3 separate regions of the Mus musculus genome follow, and all the other regions are linked to region 3. The links are chromatin loops, found by intact Hi-C in ENCODE. Cell type or tissue: left cerebral cortex. All regions are shown on one strand. Links, peaks and the distances in the headings refer to the core of each region. The heading gives the core; the rest is flanking DNA.

What was found. Peaks named below come from ENCODE experiments on the same cell type or tissue, not always from the same donor. Only the 100,000 strongest peaks of a DNase experiment are listed, where the experiment ranks them.
Region 1: it touches region 3 in a loop (2.9-fold over the local background); 7 of 42 quality-filtered maps call a loop at or near these places.
Region 2: it touches region 3 in a loop (2.2-fold over the local background); 5 of 42 quality-filtered maps call a loop at or near these places.

Annotation. Positions count from the first base shown.
Region 1 is chr6:30,079,446-30,083,540 of GRCm38, reverse strand. The region is part of intron 1 of Nrf1 (nuclear respiratory factor 1); the gene reads right to left. Among named protein-coding and RNA genes, the nearest start is that of Nrf1, 34 kb to the right of the region's middle. In left cerebral cortex, for the core only: a CTCF peak has its summit at 1,986 (motif pointing right); a DNase peak (open chromatin) is centred at 2,020.
Region 2 is chr6:29,851,264-29,855,358 of GRCm38, reverse strand. All of the region lies in intron 1 of Ahcyl2 (S-adenosylhomocysteine hydrolase-like 2), which reads right to left. Among named protein-coding and RNA genes, the nearest start is that of Strip2, 64 kb to the left of the region's middle. In left cerebral cortex, for the core only: a CTCF peak has its summit at 1,967 (motif pointing left); a DNase peak (open chromatin) is centred at 1,963.
Region 3 is chr6:29,914,990-29,919,084 of GRCm38, reverse strand. Strip2 (striatin interacting protein 2) reads right to left here and starts at 2,072. Exons shown (of 21, transcript NM_177204.3): 1 at 1,855-2,072. The coding sequence starts at 2,010. In left cerebral cortex, for the core only: no CTCF peak of the experiment used is centred there; DNase peaks (open chromatin) are centred at 1,498 and 2,121; H3K4me3 peaks cover 1,518 bases.

The DNA.
Region 1 (4,095 bases), core at 710-3,209, 160 kb before region 3:
GTACCTAGGGAGCTGCTGGAATTTGGAGGAGCCCATCAAGGGGCTTAAATTCAGTCTAATCCACACATAATGGATGAGATTAAGTGAAGAGTATTTAAAAATCAAGGAGAAAGAAGATCAGGCCAGGAAATCTAATCAAAGCATAACAAAGTATAAAAGAGAGCATTAGTCTAATCAATAGCATTATCATTTCAAAAGAAAAAGGGTAATCAGCAAGAATGGTCTAAAAATCAGTCCAAGCGGTGCCCACAGGGAAAAGAGGCTCAAGTTACACTCCTAGATACATCTGGAACCTAAAATTCTTCACTAAGTTAGAACTCATGCTCAAAAGTCAATGAAATCTTCCAGACCTAAATTATACAATCATAGATAGATAGATAGATAGATAGATAGATAGATAGATAGATAGATAGATAAGATGCTCGGTGGGTAAAAGGTATTTGCCACCAAGCCTGACAACCTGAATTCAGAGGGCTCCTGCAAGTTGTCTTCTGATATTTACACCATGGCATGTGCACACATAAAAAATATAAATATAATTTTTATAATTAGAAGAACTAATGAAGTCAGGTGGCAGTGGCACATGCTTTTAGTTCCAGGACTAGAGAGGCAAAGAAAGGCAGGCAGATCTGTGCATTTGAGGCCAACCTGGTTTACAGAGTGAGTTCCAGGACAGCCAGGGTTACAGAGAAACTGTGTCAAAAAATCAAAACCAAACCAAAGCAAACAAAACCAATCAGCACCATAGCACCCAAACCCTAATGCTACCAAACAGAACATAGAGGTGAATACAGAGCTGACAAAGCAGCAAGCGAGGGGGAGAGGCGAGAAAGTAGGCAGGAGCAATGCAGCCCAACCTTCAAGATGAAGAAAGCTGCAGATGAGATGGATTAATATTACCATATAATTATTAGAAAAGGAGCAGACAGGAATGGAATAGTGGAACTTACTCACAGGGAGTCAGTGTGGTATAAAGTACTAAAGGGAAAATTACAGGAGTAAGTGTGGGATTTAAGGTTAGCAAGTGACCAATAAGAAGTCAGCCTACACAGCACGCAGGCAAAGGATGACTGGTGCATCTGGGGAGATGGCAAGGAGGGCTGCAGTCAACATTCACTCTGCTCAGGTCATTATGTAAGTCACAAGTTCCATGCAGATCACTTACTCCTGTAATTTTCCCTTTAGTGCTTTAGACCAGGGGTAACTGAAACCATAAGAAACAAAACCATGGGGTGAGGGCTGCCATGCCTACCTATCCTATACTGAAAATCACTGACAGGTAGTGACCACATTCTCCTGGGTGGTCAGTACTCATAGTTCTATTATTACTAGTGCTGGTACTACTAGGACAACAACAACGACAATGACTACGACTACTGCTTCTTAGACACGGGCCCCAAGATCTGGACAGTCTTCTCTCTATCCACCTCATAGCCACTTCAACACAGAGCCTCACTGCTCCAATATGGTGGCTATGAGTACACTCTGAAGCCACAGTAGTGGCTCTGGCACTTACTAACATATTACACAAGTTTCATTTGGTGTCTTTGCTCTAGTTTCATCATATATAGGTGGAGAACAGATAGAATTGTCGTGAAGCCCAAATGAGTTGCTCATACTCACCAATGGGGTGTGCATGCAATGATTCACAAGTTCACACATAACTGCAGGTATAAAGCTGCCTCAAGTTATACTATACTTCTTTCCTTTTAAAGAAGAAATAATGCTTACAGATCACTTTAAGAGTTTTGACCACACATACAGAGACCTATATCAAAAAGCAAGTCTTCAGTTGCTGTTTTTAAATCTTGGGTCCTTTGGAGAATGGTAAAATATACAGACAGGGAGGGAAAGCACGAGAGGAAGAAGTGGGGGTGGGGATGGTGGGAAGGAAGGAAAGAGACTTGCAAAATTGTTTTAGGGCTCTTTGACTGTAACCAAATGAAAATCAGAACATTCCAAGACTGCATTGCTTCAAAGTGTAAGCACTAGATGGTGCCACAACCAAAGGAAAAAGTGAAGTGTGGAGAATACACAGGGAAGGCCAAGTCCTTAAAATGTTCAACTAGAACACACCTCCACAGAAAAGAATAGTTAGGGCTAGAGAGATGGCTCACTGGTGAAGAGCATTTGGTGCCGTGCAGAGGACTCAGGTTAGATTCCTAGTAGCTCACCCCAGTTTCAGGGGATCCAATAGGCACGCACATAGCACACATTCATATGTGCAGGCAAAACCATTTCTACACAGAAAGTAAATAAACACATTTAAATCTTTAAATAACGACCAGTTAGGCTAATCCACTTCACCAAATGCTTTAAAGACATGCCTACTCTTTTGTAGGCTCTAGACTTTGCCAACTAACAGAACTTTCAGCAGTGACATTTTTGACCTGTCATGTACAAGGTTAACAGCCACTACATACCTGAAGCCATTGACCATATTGAAATGTGACTATTGTGACTTAAGGATTAAAGGTTTCAAGTCAATTTAACTTTAATAATGTTTATGTTAATGTGGTTTTTAGCTTCTATAATGAATGGGGCAGTCTACATTCTATTTTTATTTTGAAAGGACTTGCTTCTTTTTTTTTTTTAAAGATTTTTTATTTATTATTATATGTAAGTACACTGTAGCTGTCTTCAGACACTCCAGAAGAGGGAGTCAGATCTCGTTACGGATGGTTGTGAGCCACCATGTGGTTGCTGGGACCTGAACTCCGGACCTTCGGAAGAGCAGTCGGGTGCTCTTACCCACTGAGCCATCTCACCAGCCCGACTTGCTTCTAATTATAGACCACTATATCATTGTCTCATGGGCTGGTCCAGGGTCCCCCAGCACATATGTCTGGCCTCAGTGAGAGAGGATGACCTAATTCTGTAGACTTGATGCCCCAGGAAGGGAGATGCCTGGGGACGGGGGTAAGGATACAAAATCAAAAGCCTTTATTTCCTATAAAGATCTTACATACCACACAAAGGCTTAAACCTCTAGATTATAATAGTTTTAAAATCATGTGTATGTGTACACATGAATATGCATGTGTATGCTGGTGCCCACAGAGGTCACAGGGGTGGTGTCAGAACCAACCCCTGAAACTACAGTTCCAAGTGAGGCATCTGTTGTGGGTACCGGAAACCAAAATCTAGTCCTCTGGAATTCTCCTACTGCTAAACTGTTTCATTTCTCTAGGCCCTATAACAACTTTTATTAAAGTACCTACTGAAAGGCTGAGTCAATAAGAAAGTAGGCAGTGCCATTTTTTAAAAAGGAACAGTCGCATTCTAGCAAGAACCGTCAAGGGCTAAGTAAAGCAACGCCGTGAGGACAGGGCTGTCAGGCAGTGTGAAGGACACAGTCTTTAGGCTCCAGAATGACAGAAAAGTGCTACAGCTTGAGAAAGCACATGGCATGGGACAGAGGTGACAATGAACACCCAGACAGCAGACACTGAGGGAGTTTGTAACCAAAGCCAACACAGCCCTCTGTGTTCAATCTTTCACACCAGATTCTTTAAGCAACTTACTACACAAAAATGTGGCTAATGCTCACCCACCTGTCAGAGGGGAAGCACTCTTCTACTCTCAGTACTGCAGCACCGCTTACAGCCAGTATCTGGCACAGAACCCCCAATGAAATAGGTGACAATGATAAAAAGAATTAGGAAGATGTATTTTTTGTCAAGTACAGTGCGTAGCACAGGCCTTTAATACCAGCCCTCAGGAGGCAAAGGCATGTAGATCTCTATGAGTTCCAACCAGCTAGAGCTACATAGTAAGACCCTGCTTCAAGAAAAAGATAGAAAGGGAAATAAACATGGGTCGCCAAAGCTTTCTATGCCTTGTTTAGAAGGCTATGGAAGGGAAGTATGAGCAATCACTTGGTGACTGAGTCCAACACAGCTAGCTACTCTGGCTCTTCCAGCTTGGTCGGCAAGCACGGTAAGTTCCAGGCCAGTCAAGGATACATAGTAAGACCCTGTCTCAAGAGAGGCAGGGGTAGGGAGGAAGGGAGGAAGGGAAGAAGGGAGGGAGGGAGGGAGGGAGGGAGGGAGGGAGGGAGGGAGGGAAGTAGGGAAAGAAGGAAAAGAAAATACA
Region 2 (4,095 bases), core at 710-3,209, 64 kb after region 3:
CACAGATGTGAAAGAAGCAAATCTCTTTTTTAAATGACAAATTGTCACCATTTGTTCTGAGATAGGACCAGCTAGAGCCCAGGCTAGCCTCACAATCACAATATACAGGTAGAATTTTCTACTGTGCCTTTGTTACATCTGCTATATACTTAATCTTATTATTTTAATAGTTATCTCTTTAAGTCCCTAACTCTATAAACTAAAGAGAATTTAGAATGCATTATAAAAGTTTAACAAGTTTATAATAGGGAAATACATAGACAGGGTCCAAGAAGTCCAAGGAGTTATAAGAAACCAGTCAGGACACTAAGGAGTTTTTTCAAATCAACAGTTAAGGGACTGGTGATAGATCATCGAACAGAAACCCCTGCAGCCGAACTAGATATATTTCCCAGAAGGGAGAACTGACTCCTGCAAGTTGTCCTCTGACTTACAAATGTGTGTTGTGACAGTGAACACCTCCCCTCATAACAAAATGTAATTAAGAGAGTTTTTAAATCAACAGCCGACTTGCCACTCTTTGTTTTTGAGATAGGACCAGCTAGAGTCCAGGCTGGCTTCAAACTCACTATGTCGCTAAGGCTGGGCTTGAACTCCTGAGTTTCCGCTGCTACCCTGCAAGTGCTGGGATGACAGGCCTGTGCCACCATGCTTCACAAGGTTGGTTTTATGTGCTAGTTCTTATTAACAAATATCAACTTAAAATTATTTTACTAAAACTATTTATCAGGCAAATATGGTATCTGGGAACACTGTATGAAGAGAAGTAAAACTCTTGCCTTGTAGCAATACACTTGCTACAAGGAGCTGACTAAAAAAGACAGGGAAGGGAGAAATGGTTAGATTTTCTAGATACTGGAGAATGTAACATTTTATAAGTTCTAGTTTTGTGTCTTCCTTTACCCATATTCTTTTTTATTTTATACCCACGAAGCACAACTTAACATTAACTTTAAAGAGAATACAAAACAATCAAAGAACAATCCATCTGCTCAGTACATCAATCAGCATAGTAGGTCAGCACCCACCACCGGGCAGTCCGCTGCTCCGGCCTACCTGCTTTTACCTCCCCTTCCCTAGACTCTCTGGCAATTACCACACAGGAGAGACCCAGTGCACAGGAGGTAATCAGAAGATAGTGGCTGTTTGCCCAGCCTAGATCCCAGCAGTGGTCCTTGTCCTGTCAGAAGCAGCAGAAGGAGAAAGCAGCAGAACTCACCATCCACTCAGGCATGTGGAAAGCGGAGGTGCCCTCATTACCGTCCCACTTCTCCATAGTGCAGGCTTGGCTAAGGGATGTCCTGAAGCAAAATGGAAAGCTGGTCTGCAAAGGCCAGGGTTACCTGAAGACCACAGAGAACACCACAGGCCCAGTGACTCGGGGGTCAGGGGTTAAAAGAAGCTCTTATCTCTTTTCACAGAAGCTTCCTGTTCAGATCAAGATTCTGAGCCAACCACCTGGCGAATCTCTTACCAGCCAGCCTCAAAACCTCTGCCTACTACTCGGAATCAGAGCGGATGCAAAGCTCTGCACTGCAGTGCCTATAGGGCACTCTAGACCATCGCCTCTGTGCAGACTTCCTTCAGCAACAGGCTGGCTTTCTTCTGAGTATAAGGCCCTAGTTAACTTTCTCCCGCCCCCTCAGGACACGTCACTGCAAGTGCTGATACCAAGATCAATAAAGATCGAGGTCAAGAAGGCACTCCCCTTTCTTGAGAGCTGCTGATTTGGATCAGTACAGTAAACAGGCGTTTCCTTGAAATCGGAGTTCTTTATGGCTTTCAAGTTCAAGCAGCTAGAGAAGCTCCTGGTCTGCTCCCACCAGGGGGCTGGCACCACCACCTATCTCAAGTTAAATTCTTATTGCATCGGAGTTCAGATGAAGTCAGGAAAGATGTTTGGTTTTTTTCTTCCCAAAGCTAAAACTTGTAATGCTGAAAAAAGTTCTGGGACCACAGCTCCCTCTGCTGGCTCCCTGAGGGATGGCACAAGAAGGTCTAAGGGGCCTTTGTTATAGAAACAGCACAATGCTGACTGGAATGTTTCACAGAGGCTAGACAGAACTGCTCGCCAGCCCTTCCCACACACCCCCACCTCCCCAAATCCCGGTCCCAGTGAGGGCATACAGGAGACCCAGGGGTCTCAGACAAGTGCCGAGAAAGTCCAATGCTGATTTTCCCTCATGGGTCTGGGGTCAGGATGAAACAGGATGCCAACACAGTATCCTTTCCTATGTAAACCATCTGATTAGAAAGGATCCCAGTTGTTTCTGCATTATGTTCCCCCATATAAGCTTCCTCTTTTCTGCACATTTCTGAAATTTGTAAAGAAAACGTAACTTGAAAAAATGTGATTGATATACATATCTATATCTATATCTATCTATCTATCTATCTATCTATCTATCTATCTATATACACAAAGCAGATCTATCTGCTTAGTTCGAGAGGATGTTATCTATCCAGTAAGAGGCTGGGAACATAGGGCATGGAAACAAAGGCAGACAGATCTCTATGACTTCCAGACCACCTTGGTCTACACAGTGAGAGCCTGTCTTGAAAAATAAGAGAAGGGCTAGAGAGATGGCTCAGAGTTAAGAGCACCAACTGCTCTTCCGAAGGTCCTGAGTTCAAATCCCAGCAACCACATGGTGGCTCACAACCACCTATGAAGAGATCTGATGCCCTCTTTTGGGTTGTCTAAAGACAGCTACAGTGTACTTACATATAATAAATAAATCTTAAAAAAAAAAAAAGAAAGAAAGAAAAGGAAGAGGAGGAAGAAGAAGGAGGAGGAGGAGACCAGAGAGATGTTAGACCTAGTGGTACATTCCTACAATCCCAGTGTTAGGAGATGAAGGCAAGACGATCAGGAGTTGAAGGTTATTTATTCTCAGTAACATAGTGAGTATGAGGCCAGATTCAAGAAAACAAGAGTACCACAAAAGGGCTGAGAGATGCCAAGGAATAAAGCAGTTGTCCACTGTGTGCAAGGCTGTATGTAGGTTCAGTCCCTGCCATAGGAAGCCCAATAACATAGACCTGAAACACCAGGGACTCGTAAGAAATTAATGCTAGTCATGGTGACACATGCTTATCATCCTAGCACTCGGGAAGCAGAGGCAGGCAGATCTCTGAGTGTGAGGCCAGCTTGGTCTACTTACAGAGTGAGTTCCAAGCCAGCTGGGGCTACATAGTGAGATCCCACCTGAAGGAAAAACATTCATTATTGCTATGTGTGTAAAAGATGTGTGTAGGGGAGTATTTGCCAAAGTCCGTGTGTGGAGGTCAGAGGTCAGCTGGTGAGCTGCCTTGCCAGCCCAGCACTATGCTAATCTCTGATGCAAGCTTCATTTCTTTGACGCTAATAATCATACTATAATTATGATTACAGGCTTCCCCCACTTAGGCTTCACAGTTTAAAAGAATGAATCCTTTGGGTATGGAACACAGGGAAGGATTGTAATACCTAGGAAGAGTAGCTGGAAGATGCCAGGGAAGGCAGAACATCAATAACTGACTAGCTAGCGGCCTAGAGCCTGTGAGTTGTATTACCTGCTATCTCCTGTGGTGAAGACCACATGGGTGGCAGCCATGAGCAGGCTGGTTTTGTAATCAGACAATCTTGAGTGAGATGCTGCCACGACTTACCCTCACTATCCCACCAGCTTTCCAATCTAAAAATGAAATAAAACTGCCATCTCCCAGTTTGATAGAGGCTTTGGGAAGAGAACATATACTGAGGCCTTAATGACACCTCATTAGCCACGCCCTTTCCTACCTCAGGCCTCTACTCAAGCAAAATGTGTTTAGTACCTTTACCACCTTCACCCTCACTTATTCAAATTCTCCAAAATTTGGCTGAAATAAGTGTCCTCATGAAACCTCCCCTAAAATGAAGAGTTTCTCTTTTGTTTAATGTTGCTCTTTGGCCACAGCACCATGCCTAGCCATCTTCATCACAACTGTTGCACCCGTGGGCTCACTCCTCATAGACTGCAGGCTTCTTAGGGGCTTAGTCAACTTTGATTTGACTACAGTGCCTGGCTTGCAGGAGAAGCCTAAGAAATGATAATGTAAGTTCTAAAATTCTGT
Region 3 (4,095 bases), core at 673-3,172:
TTTGCATATTGTGTCTCCCCACCTTTCCTGGAATGCTTGCTCTAGAAGGGCAAAGACCCTTCTGCCTTATTCACTGATATATCATTAACATCTTGTAACTTCATTGCTAGCCCCTCAAAATATTTGATCAAGAACAATGTTTCACTTCCTCCGTTTTGAGCTGTCCTCCAACATGGCCTCACCACCACAATAGTCCTCTGAAACCATGAGCCAAGATTAAACTTTTCCTTCATCGAAAAACACACCAATGTCTCTCTTGAGGAAGGAGGTATAAGGCACTTTTAAAAGAAAATCCCTACAAAGAAACCCTGTCTGTACAAGATGGTGACTTTGGGGGCAGTTTCCCCTGCTCCATTTACCTTTTAGGAACTAGGAGACGGGGGTGAGAGCTTAATGGCAGTGTATATGCTAGTGTTGGTCTCTGTACAACAAATAACCAAATAGACAGATTGATCACTTTGGAAACTGTGAAATACTATTTAAATGAATCACCACAGACTAGGACTCCCTCTGCCCCTTAACGAGAATGATGACAGTTATAAGTACTGACCAATTAATTATATGAACTGTTTAAAAGGCTTTGTGTTCGATTATCTCAACCTTCTGAGTTATTCAGTGGTAACTGTTTTACAAAAGAAACTAGGTTAGTTAATTTGCCTAAAGCCACACAGATAATAAATGGAGGTACTGAAACAGACAGACAGACAATTGGCCAGACAGACACTGAAACTTGGTGGTTTTGGCCATTCACTGTCAGCCAAGTGTCTGATCTCAGGAGAGTTGGTTTTATCTCTTTTACCTTTTGTCTCTAGATGACCAGACCCCTTTTCTGCTGCTGGGGATCAATTTAGAGTCTTGTGTAAGCTACACAAGCACTCCATCACTGAGCCACATCCCCCCAACTCCGTGGCTTCTACGTAGTAAAATGAAAGGTTAGGCTCACTGTGGTAGCATATTTTGTAATCCTAACACCTGAAAAACAGAGGCAGGAGGATCAAAGCTCTCCTCAGTTACACAGTGAGTTCAAGCCCAGCCAGGGCAAGTTGTCAATAGACGTTGCCATGGGCTGTCTCAAATAATTAAATCCAGATGAAATCGAATCAAATAAAGGCTAAACCAGATGACCTTCACATCCCCTTCCACATACATTTCGTTCCCCCTGAGTCCCTGCTTGTATGCAGTTTTGCTCTTGGTTGATAGATGGAATATGGCTAGATAAAATGTAGGGGAATAATAATAATTCATTCCTTTCCATGTCCCAAGTTAGTTTTTTTTGGTTTTGGTTTTGTTTTTTTCCTAAGAAAAGGTGGAAGATATTTAAATAGCCATCCCATTAGCTGCATCCTGGGACTGCTACTCTCAAACGTCGCCCTGGTCCTATCCCAGCTTGAATCCTGTCTTTCAACCCTCCTAGAAAAGGGGCGAGCTGTTCGCGGAAGGCGCTCCCTAAGCCACCGCCATCACCCGAGGGCAGGAGATATAGCAAGGGGAAGGCTGGTGCTCCAGGCTGGTCTGGTCCAGTCCAGTGCCAGTTGCTGCAGTGTGAAGAGGGAGGGCGTGCTGCCCGCCAGCCCACCCTCCCCTCCCGCGGCAGAGCTCGGGCTCCCGCCCCTCCGTCCAGTCCCTGCACCTCTATGCGCTGGTTCCCCATCGGTACACCGGGATCCAAATTCCGGCTTCACCGGGCGGCAGCTGTCAAGTATCTGGAAAGTATCTGTTACGCTCTTCGCGCCGGTTAGGAAAACCGCAGGCCAAGGCAAGAAAGCGGGCGACCCGCAGCGGGAAGGGACCGGGCTGAGGGCCGCTCCACCTCAGCCGCCGCTTCCCGCTGGCGGATACCTCCGGGTTCCTCACCTCCGACTCCCGCCGCTGGTTGCGGAACGTTTCCCTGCCCTTGGGCACGGCCGGCTTCCCTTTGCCGCCGTTGCCGTTCCCGTTCCCATTGCCGTTCCCGTTGCCGTTGTCATTAGCAGGAGAGCCGGCGGGCCCCGGTGCCGCGGGGTCGTCCATGCTGGGAAGGTTCCCTTCAGCGGTTCGCCTCAGCGGCTCCCTACCGTAGCTCCAAGATCTCTGCCCAGGGCGACCCCGCCACAGCGCGCGCCCGGGACCAGGCCCCGCCCCCTGAACTCCGATTGGCTGTAACTACTCTCCGAGGCCCCGCCCCGAGATGCGATTGGCTAATCAGCCATCCAGAGGCGGGGGCTCTTTCAAGGAATATTTTCCCCATGGACCCCCGGCATTTTTACTGCTCAGTTGCTGGTAGCCTGGGACTAGTAGACTCCACGTCCAGCTCCACGATTCGAATTCTGAACCCTGAGCGCAAGGCGGCTTAGCTCCGTGCTGCATGCTCTTTTCAGTGCTGTTCCTGTCCCACATAGCAGCCTTTTCCTGAGAGCCCTAGTCCATCCCTGGTCCAAAGTGCCTACGTTTCGGCGGTACTAGACCCGGACCCCCTCATCCAGGCTGCTGCACGCCTGTGACATCCCGCTTTGTCGCAGAAAGGGCTTGGCCTTCAGGATAACCTGAGCCACCACACCATAAACTTACCCTCTCAGGAAGCTTTCGGAAGAGAACTCTTGGAGGAGAGAATGAGAGTTGCGGGGAGGGACCTAACTGAAATCCCTGAGGGCTGCTCCCTGTCATTTGTCCCTAGCTGTGTGGGCGCCTTCTTTTTGGTGCGAATAGATGGCAAGCTCCCACCCTCACCCGCTGCTCTTTCCTTCCCATTTCTAAAACAATCCTAATCTAAGTCTAAGATGTTGAGTTCGATCCCCGGGTCCTCACTTGGTGGAAGGAGAGAATGAACAGCCAAAAGTTGTCCTTTGACACCAGACCTCCACACATGCTCCTGGTGTCCTCCCCGATTCCCATATACAAACAAATAAATATTTAAATTGAAAAGAAAAAAAAATCCTACGCCCTAAGAGCTAAAAGTAACCAGAAGGTAACCGGGTAGTTGAAGGCTGTGGATTCGGCTCTCTCCCGAATACAATTTAAATATATTGGCAGGTCTGGCTTGACAATGGATGAAGGGAATGGGAGGGACCAAATCGCTATGGTAACCCATGACTTTAAGACAGTGAAAGGATCATTGAGTTGGGACTGTGCCAAGCGTTGTATGTGTTTTCTTGGTACCACACCTCTTCCGGACAGGTTATTTTTTACGAATCCAGTTTTTATTGATGAGGAAATTCTGAAGCACAGAGAACACCCAAGGATTACATTAAGTCTTGTCTCAGTGTGGTAAGTATGCTGCTCTATAGAAGAAACTTCCGTTCACTTGGTTTACTTCAGTCTTGGCGTTTCAATTGCTGTGATAAAAATCCATGACCAAAAGTAACTTGGGTAAGAGAGGGTTTGTTTCATCTGATAGCCTACAGCTCATTACCTAGGGAAGCAGGAACTGTGCTTTCTGGCTTGTCCCTCCTCGCTTTTTAATACAACTGCTTACAGTGAGCCAGGCCCTTCCACATCAACCATCAGCCAAGAAAATGCCCCATAAACTTGCGCACACACAGGTCAGACTGCTGGGGTGTTTTTCCTCAATGGAAATTCCCTCTTCCAAAATGACTCTTTCTGGTGTCAGGTTTGCACAAAACCAGCCAGCACAGCTACTGATCTTTAAGATGACTCCTACTTCTCTACATTTTTTTTTTTTTTTGATCCTCCTAACTGTATTAGGTATGTTGCTATCAAACCAACTTTGCTGGGATCCCAAATTCTAGTACTGTATTCTTCTCAACCAATGGAATTATTTCTCCTTTTCTTAGGAATAATTCCATTCTTTTTTAGACATGGTTTCACATTGTAGCTCAGAATAGCCTAGAACTATGTAGCCTAGCCATGGTAACCCTCCTTCATCCTCCTGAGTACTGGAACTACAGACATGAGACTTTGTACAGATCTTAACCCCATTTCTTTAAAAAAATATATTATTTATGCATATGAGTCTTTTGTCTGTGCAGCAAATGCTTCCTGGTGCCCATGGAGGCTAGAAGAGGGAAGATGTCCTGGGACTCGAGTTACAGATGGTTGGGAGCCACCATCTCAGCTCCTCTGCAAGAGCAATTTGTGGTTTTAATGACTGAGCCATTT